Linked DNA regions of Homo sapiens: region 2 is linked to region 1. A link is an interaction called in ENCODE POLR2A ChIA-PET data of the cell type or tissue named here. Cell type or tissue: PC-9. All regions are shown on one strand. Links, peaks and the distances in the headings refer to the core of each region. The heading gives the core; the rest is flanking DNA.

Region 1 (4,398 bases), core at 101-4,100:
TGACTGGGCTGTGAGGTCTTTGAAAACAGGAACTCATTCTACTTTATCTCTATCTCTATGTCTCTGACACAGCAGAGCAATTGCCCAGTAAATAATTGTTGGACAAAACTATGGATGGCCCAGGTGCTTTCAGAATACTCTGTACACACCTGTCAGCAGTCACTTTATTGCATAACTGTTCTCAATCAACTAAGCCAGAGTTTGGCACAGGGCCTCGTACATAATGTATGCTCAATACATGCTAGCAGAAAGAAAGAAGAAAAGAGGGGGCCGGGTGCGGTGGCTCACACCTGTAATCCTAGCACTTTGGGAGGCCGAGGCAGGTGGATCACAAGGTCAGGAGTTCGAGACCAGCCTGGCCAACATAGTGAAACCCCATCTCTACTAAAAATACAAAAATTAGCCAGGCATGGTGGCGCGCGACTGTAGTCCCAGCTACTTGGGAGGCTGAGGCAGGAGAATTGCTTGAACCTGGGAGGCGGGGGTTGTGGTGAGACGAGATTGCGCCACTGAACTCCAGCCTGGGTAACAAAACAATACTCTGCTAAAAAAAAAAAAAAAAAGAAAAGAAAAGAAAAGAGGGTAGGAAGAAACCTGTCACAGCTCTGATGAAAGCATTAGCTGCAAATTTCAAGTCTGGGGCCCCAAGATCAAAATGTTAGAAAGGGTCTCCTTGCCCGTTAGTTACTTTGAGAAGTCAGAAGAACTACAGTTCCTCAGTGGATGTTACACTTACCAGGTGTGGGATGCTCCCATCACAGGCAAAGGAAGCAGGGCTATAGAAATGGTTTATTCCCCTATAGCCCTGTAGTATAGAACAGATGTCACAGCAGTTGCCCAGAAAAATGGTGACCAAAGCATTTTCATGTACATCTGATTAGCCGTGAAGGCTTAATTGTTTCTTAAATGTTTGTTGGAAAAGAATACTTTCTAGTGAAGAAGAAAGAACAAAAAATGTGCACCACAGACCATGAAATCATTTCTGCTCCGATCGTTGAACATCCAGTGTCTTTTCCTTTAAAGGATTCAAATTAACCTGGGACTTATAGAAGTTTTGTCACTGTTGCATGAAACACTGATTTCATTAGAACTCCCAGAACTTCTCTTCCACTGCACCGCGAGCTTTGTCTGTGACAGCTTATTCACTCTCTCCTCCCATGCCTAGCCACAGGCTTGACCCTAGGTTGCACTTAGCAAGTGGGCTTTGAGTTGAAAAAACGCAGACTTGGAAGCTGCATTGTTCTCGCCTGAGGTGGATAAATATTGAGGTGGTCAATCAACCTTTGTGGCCCACCATCCCCTGCTCCCTGCAGCCCACCTGCACCAATGATGGCTGTGCAGATCCATGGTGGGGCTGCCCAAGTTTCTCCTCAGCTTCATTCACTTTATCCAGAATGAGAAGGAGAGCCAGGGTTAGGTCAGGTTTTGACATATGATAGTTCTGATTCCATGAAGTAAGTAACTAGCTAAACCATTACAGAATATTGGGTATTTGTGGAAAATCTGCCATTTGGTTTCCTTAGACGGTGATATACAATTCTGGAGAGGTGTGAATATCAGGATTGACTTATTTTGGTCTATAACCCTGTACTATGTTCTAGTAATAAAAATGATAAATCCTATATGTAGAAACAAAGGCTAGCAAGTGCCCAAAAGACAGGGTAGAAATGGATGAAAATTGCAGACTTAAATCTGGATTCCTATGTATATCATTTACCCATCAGATCCTAATGAAATGCTAACACAGGACTCCTAAGATAAATATCTCTGATGTTACATTATATAAAATGAGGTTTATAATAAAAATTTTTAAGATTAAGATTGTTGTTTGGTGGGGGGAGGGATAGCATAAGGAGATATACCTAATGTAAATGATGAGTTAATGGGTGCAGCACACCAACATGGCACATGTACACATATGTAACAAACCTGCACGTTGTGCACATGTACCCTAGAACTTAAAGTATAATAATAAAAAAAAAAAAGAAAAAAAAGAAACTGGAGATATTTTCTGGTTTATATGACTTTCTAAAAGGCATTTTTAAAGTATAATCTATATATCCATGATGCATATTACGGCATCCAAATTTACAGGCTTATTTTTAAATGAAAGAAAAAGAAAAATCTATCAGAAAAAGTCAGAGCCGGATGGAGCCTTTATGTGTAGATGGTCCACGCTGTCTGTAAATAAGCAGGTTGGCCTTCAGCAGGGGTTTCCAAACTCTGGTTCTTGGACCGGGGCCAGCTCCCGCTGCCTGCTGCATCACCTTGCAAACTTATTAACCAGGCAGATTGCCAGGCCGCATCCCTGGAGGCTCTGAGTCAGCCAACTCAGTCTGGGAACCATTGGATTTAAGGCGCTTTCCCAGACATGAGATTCAAGAAGCCTGTGACTCCAGGCTTATCCCTGTCCTTCATCACTAAGGATGGTCAGCGTGAGGATAAAAATGGCATTAGGTCCATCTGTACTGGGACTGGGCCTCTGTGTTAGAAAGGACTTTGGGTCCTCAATCGTTGTTGAAACTTTTTAATTCATAAGTGACACTTTTCTGGTTGCCATATACAAACCTACAGCTCTAGCCACACTGATCTCATTCATTCATTTGTTCACTTGTATCACAAACATTTACTGAGTGCCTACTGAGAATGCAGTTGTCAGTTCTGCTTTTAAGTCCAGTGACAACAGCAGGCACGTACACAGATTTATGACCCAATGATTATGGAGAAAGAGCAAAGTATTAGGGTAGCATCTAGAAGGAACTATCATGATCCATCCCCTAGGGATGAACACATTTCCACTTCAAGCTGAAAAACGAAAAAAATTGCTGGGGAGGCAAATAGACAACCCAAAGTATCTGTCAACAAGGCCATCACAATCATTCAGTAAACCATGTTAATTTCTTAGTTCATAACTGGACCATGGTTATACGAGATGCCAACATTAGGAAAGCTGGGTGAAGGGTGTATGGGAACACTCTATATTATCCATTATCCTTGCAAATCATCTATAAGTTTAAATTTTTAAACAAGTTTTAGAAAATTATCATTTAGATAGAGAAGACAAGGGAGAGACCCAAGGTAGTGACTGTGGGGATAGCTGAGCCAGGCATTTTTGAGAGATTTAGGAGGTAGAATGAAGAGAATTGAGGCATTGTTCAAGTGTGGAAGGATGAAGGAGAGGGGTGCTTTGACCAATAGTGGGACATGGGGCATGATTCCCTGGGCTAGAAGAGGCAGGGTCTGGGAGGAAGGATGGTGAGATCAGAGGTAGGTGTGGTGACTTGGATGTGCTTGTGGGAGCTTCATGTGGAGAAGGTTGGAAGAGCATTTAATATCTAGGTCTGGGGCTCAGAAGAGGGGTTGATGCTACATATAAAGATCTGGAAATCAACAAGGAACAAATGAGGAAACCATGACTATGACAGTAATAGAAATAAGTAAGATGCATGGACTTCTTCTGAAGAGGGTTAGAGATTGATAAATAAAAAATGAGTAGCGGTCAGAGCCTTAGAGGAGCTCGACAGAGAAAGAATAAGTGGAAAAAAAGAATCCAAAGAGGCAGAGGGAACACCAGCCAAGTATGATGTTACAAAGGCCAAAGGGAGGAAGGATTTTCAAGACAGAGGCAAGACCAATACACAGAAAGGTCAAGTAAGACAAGAACAGCAATTAGCGGGTTGTTGGCAACTTTGGTGAGTTTAAATTAATCATTATCTTTCAACTAAATGTTTTGGATAGCACAAAAACAATACGGAAAAATCAGTGAATATTTTAAAGTACCTGCTTTGATGAAACACGCCCTGAGCATCAGTCACCCTGGTATTGTGAAGAATCCATGTGTGATCTTGGGTGTCAGGCAGACCTAAGATCAAACAGTGGCTCTGTCACTTGCCAAGTGAGAGACTTTGAGCAAGTTACTTAATTAACCTTTTCAGTTGCACCTGTAAAATGAGGATAGTACTACACACCTTTCTTGTTGAGGATTAAAGATAATGCATGTAAAGCTTCTACCATGGTGTCTGGCTCATAAAGAATGAAAGCCATTATTATGGGCCAGGTACTCCCCTTCTGGTCTCTAAAGTACCTTATACATCCACCTCCTGTGTCACTGATTATGACTTACTGAAACAACTTGGTCTTTATAACTGTCTCCCAACCCCAGCCTTCACCAGACTGCCAGCTTCTTAAGGATGTCTTATTCAACTTAGTTTCCCCATCAGCCAACACAGAGCAGACATCCAGGAGGTGAACTTGCTGTGCAGGATCAGAAGGAAGCACTGGAGGTGGGCCCTGCCTTAGAGATACTCATGGGAAGATTTCTTCTACGAGATGAAATTGGAGATGCAGGTCTGAAAGCAAGATAGTTGTGTGCTCACATGGGCCTGCAAGGAGCTGAAG
Region 2 (4,398 bases), core at 209-4,208, 140 kb after region 1:
GTATTTTCTGTGCATGTGTGTTCAAGGACTACAAAGTCTGAAGACTGAGGATTCAAGTATGATCGTACCTTAGGGCAAGGGATTGCACAGGTGACTCGTCAAGGTGGGGCTCTCAGATTTCACAAGTCGCAAAGGCATCCAGATCGACATTATCCTACGGTCTCGTCTTTCCTAGCCGTGGCATCCTCATGAGGTCTTTGTCATGTAATTCATGCTCACAAGTCACTCAAATCTTCATGCATCTTGACTGATTTGAGGTTTTACTTCTTAATTCAGTCATTCACAGGGTATGGCAAACTTTTTGTTTTCTAACATGGAGGAACTCTCCAAAGGAAATGTTACAGATAATATGCCAAGATAATCGTTTGCAATGAAGTCTGGAAGAAAATTCAGCTAACCCTGTGTTTTAGCTGCAAGAGAGCAATCTGACCAGGGGTTTGGAGAGCTGTCCAAACCAAGCCTCTAAGTGGTATGCTGGTCTTTCTGAGCTTGAGAAAAAAAGAATGAAGAACTTCCAAGTGACTCCACCAGTCCCTCGGTTCTCTTGATGTTGACTTTGGGGAGAACGAGTTCAACACCCTTCCCATATGCGCATCTGTGAACGTGGATTGGATTTTGCTTGAGATCTTAGCACTGAACCCTGAACTAAAGGAGGCACTATGCCTCCATCTGAAGCAATCAGTCCCCAAAGCACAGGACTCTGAGCCAGGCTCTCTCCCTTCATCCTCCCCTCTCCTGCGGGTGGCTTCTCCTGGAACACTGGCTCATATCTCTGGAGCCTGTGGTTTGGGGATTGCCATTAGCCAACTACAACAGAGCCTGGAGAGTTTACTTTGGGTCTAAAATGGGAACTGGACCCACTCTCTGAGTAATGCTCATCACTCAGCAGGTCTCAGCCGGTGGCCTACAACTTTACAATTGACCCCTCTTCCCACCACCGTGGGTTGCTGTGTAGAGCAATCACTTCCCTCCTAAGCCTCATCTCCTGCTGCCTCCTCAAAGTTGCGATGGTTAGAAAACATGGCATCTGTATGCACCCTGCACGTTCTTGCATGCCAGGAAAGCTGAGCCACCATGCAGTCGCATGGCATGTCCGATCCGTCATGCCACTGTGAGGAAACAGGACGAGGACCAGAAAATCAGCACAGCAACATAAGTTCCTGACTGCTGCTGTGAGTGGACCGGAGATGCTGCACCAGTGACCCAGTCACTGCAGCAACTAGAAGCTGGGATTGACTGGATGCCTTGGGACAGCACAGAATCCATTTCAAGTGCTGAAAAGGACCTTAATAATATTCTAACCAACATACGGATGGGAAACGGAGGCCCGGAGAGGGAAGATTCCTACCCGGGTGCCTGCAGGGAGAGAAGGGCAGAGCTGAGACCCAAACCCAGGTGGGGGTACTGAGGCCAGTGCCCCCTTCTAATATGACTGAATCTCAGCTTCACTTTCCAGTGTGTTTTTGCCTTGGCGAGGGTGGAAATGAGTTTCCAAAACTCTGCAAAGAGAGAGGTATGCGGAGGGGCCAGACAAAGCCCGTGAGCATTTACCATAGATCTCTCTAAAATGGATAATCAATCAAGACGTTGTTGTATACTCTTGCCTCCTTGAGGGAGCATCTTGTGTACTTTCTCCTTGTTCCTCAGACCCCTTCACTATAACCAAGGTTGCCTCTGTGGTGAGTTCGTTAACGCTCGGGAGAAAATTCTCACATTAGAGCATTATTTTCAAAATGCACTCTTCAATGTCCAAAATATTTCCATTCCCAATATCTCACAGTCTTTTTTATTTTTTTATTTTTTCTATAATTTCAACTTTTATTTTATATTCAGAGGGTACGTGTGCAGGTTTATTACCTGGGTATATTGCAAGATGGTGAGGTTTGGGGACACAATTAACCCTGTTACCCAGGTACTGAGCATAGTACCCAATAGTTCGTTTTCCAACCCTTGTCCCCCTCTCCCCCTCCAGTAGTCCTCAGTTTCTATTACCGTCTTGATGTCCACGAGTACCCAGTGTTTAGCTCCTACGCCTAAGAAACAATATGCAATATTTGATTATCTGTTCCTGCATTAATTTACTTAGGATAACAGCCTCCAGCTGCATCCATGTTGCTGCAAGGACATGGTTTCACTCTTTTTATGGATGTGTAGTATTCTATGGTGTATATGTACCACATTTTCTTGATCCAATCTACCAGTGGTGGGCACCTAGGTTGATTCCCTGTCTTTGCTATGTGAACAGTGCAGCAATTAACATATGAGTGCATGTTGCATAACCTTTAAAGGCAAAAAGACATGCTCTATTATCCCATTTTTACAAAGAGGAAATGGGTTTTCAAGAGGTAAAGTAACTTGCCAAAAGCCACGCTCCCCACAAGTGGCTCATACAGACCTAAAGCCAAGTCTAGATCGAAGTCCAACACTTTGCAGAATTCTAGCTTCCAGCAGGAAACAACCTGACTTAGACAATACCTCATTATTTACTTCTCCTCTCTGGGGACAATGAAATTAATGTTCCTTTGAAACATGAGAGTTTGGATAGATGACCACATGTACTTGTCACCACCTCCTCTTCTCTCCTACACCTGGTGTACAGGCAAGGCTTTGAAGAATATAGTGAGTCATTGCAGTCCCCCATCCCTCTTTCAAAATTCCCTGCAGCCGATGAGACCGCTGTCCACACTCACAAACTTACCCTCCCCATTGAGAGTCTGGCATCATCGACGTCTCTCTCAGAGCCTGCCTACAGAGGGGCTGGCCATTGTTCTTGGATAGATGGCTAGACCTTTCAGCCTTCTGTTTTAAAGAAACAGGATGTGGCCAGGCGCAGTGGCTCATGCCTGTAATCCCAGCACTTTGGGAGGCTGAGGCGGGCGGATCACCTGAGGTCAGGAATTCGAGACCAGCCTGGCCAACATGGTGAAACCCCATCTCTACTAAAAAATACAAAAATTAGCCGGGTGTGGTGGCAGGCACCTTAACCCCAGCTACTTGGGAGGCAGAGGCAGGAGAATCATTTGAACCTGGGAGGCGGAGGTTGCAGTGAGCCGAGATCAAGCCATTGCACTCAAACCTGGAGGACAAGAGCGAGGAAAAAAAGAACAAGACATGAGAAAACACGTCAGGCAATCTGGGGTTATGCAGAGGCGATAAAGTCTCTTCATCAATTTTGCTACTTGGGAGTTTCTTCTGGAACATATGAGAAAAGAAGTGAATAGCTAAAGGTGGAAAAGATGAGCTAAGCCAGAGTGTTCACTCCCTGGACTAGAGTCTCGCCAGTAAAGTAGATAACAGAAAATATTTCAAAGATGAGACAAGCAGCAAATAAACCACTGAGAGAATAAAAAATGACTTCCTCCCAAATTTCTTCCCCCCTAAAAATACAAAAGATACAAGATATGTGGTTTTTTTTTTTTTTTTTTTTTTTGAGACGGAGTCTGGCTCTGTTGCCAGGCTGGAGGGCAGTGGCGCGATCTCGGCTCACTGAAGCCTCCGCCTCCCAGGTTCAAGCGATTCTCCTGCCTCAGCGTCCTAAGTAGCTGGGACTACAGGCATATGCCACCACACCCAGCTAATTTTTTTGTACTTTTAGTACCTTTGTACTTTTGTACCATGTTGGCCAGGATGGTCTCCATCTCCTGACCTTGTGATCTACCTGCCTCGGCCTTCCAAAGTGCCGAGATTACAGGCATGAGCCACCGCACCCAGCCCTCATGTGTGCTGCTTATATCTGACATAGGAGACATTGAACTCACACTCCGAATCTTGAGATATTAAAAGTTTTAAGAGATAAATGAGTTCCTCTTAGACAATTATACCTTTATGTCTGCCAGACTCAAATGGGATTTTCTGTAGAATCGTATGGTATATGAAAATCTTCTTTTATTGCAGCCGTTGGAGATGTGTGTGAGTATGTGTGTGTGTACATGCATATTATGCATGAAATTTTGTATCTTCGTTCAAGCTGTCACCCATCTCTCATCTGGAAAATGGCAATGGGATTAAAAGTGCCCCTGGCCTTGAGCCAACCTCTGCCAACTGTGTCTAAGATGCACATCTCACCACTTCCTCCCTTTGGCTGACACCTGCCCAGAGCTCCCCATTGTCCACCTGATAGAGTCTACCCTCCATAGACATAAAACCCCCAGTCCTTCTTCAACCCTCCATGCTCATCATTTCCTGCCTCACAGTTTATGTGCCAAGCAACACGGGGCTCTTCCTAGTTTCCTGCCCTGGTGTCTTTTCTCCTCCATAACCTTGCTTATGCTAGCATCTCTTCCAGGACCCAACATGCTTCTCCCACCTGGACCCCTATTCTCCTACAATGCCCTGGGTGTATCTGTAACTAGCACTTAGAATCACCTGTTCTGGTGTCTGTGTCTGCCACTAAACACA

The links. ChIA-PET counts read pairs that join two places held together with the same protein. Peaks named below come from ENCODE experiments on the same cell type or tissue, not always from the same donor. Only the 100,000 strongest peaks of a DNase experiment are listed, where the experiment ranks them.
Region 2: POLR2A ChIA-PET joins it to region 1 with 13 read pairs; 3 of 35 experiments call an interaction of 5 or more read pairs at or near these places.

Annotation. Positions count from the first base shown.
Region 1 is chr3:193,803,382-193,807,779 of GRCh38, forward strand. No RefSeq gene overlaps it. Among named protein-coding and RNA genes, the nearest start is that of LINC02038, 38 kb to the right of the region's middle. In PC-9, for the core only: no CTCF peak of the experiment used is centred there; a DNase peak (open chromatin) is centred at 2,250; H3K27ac peaks cover 997 bases.
Region 2 is chr3:193,944,570-193,948,967 of GRCh38, forward strand. No RefSeq gene overlaps it. Among named protein-coding and RNA genes, the nearest start is that of LINC02026, 57 kb to the right of the region's middle. RefSeq lists an enhancer at 1-120. In PC-9, for the core only: no CTCF peak of the experiment used is centred there; a DNase peak (open chromatin) is centred at 2,632.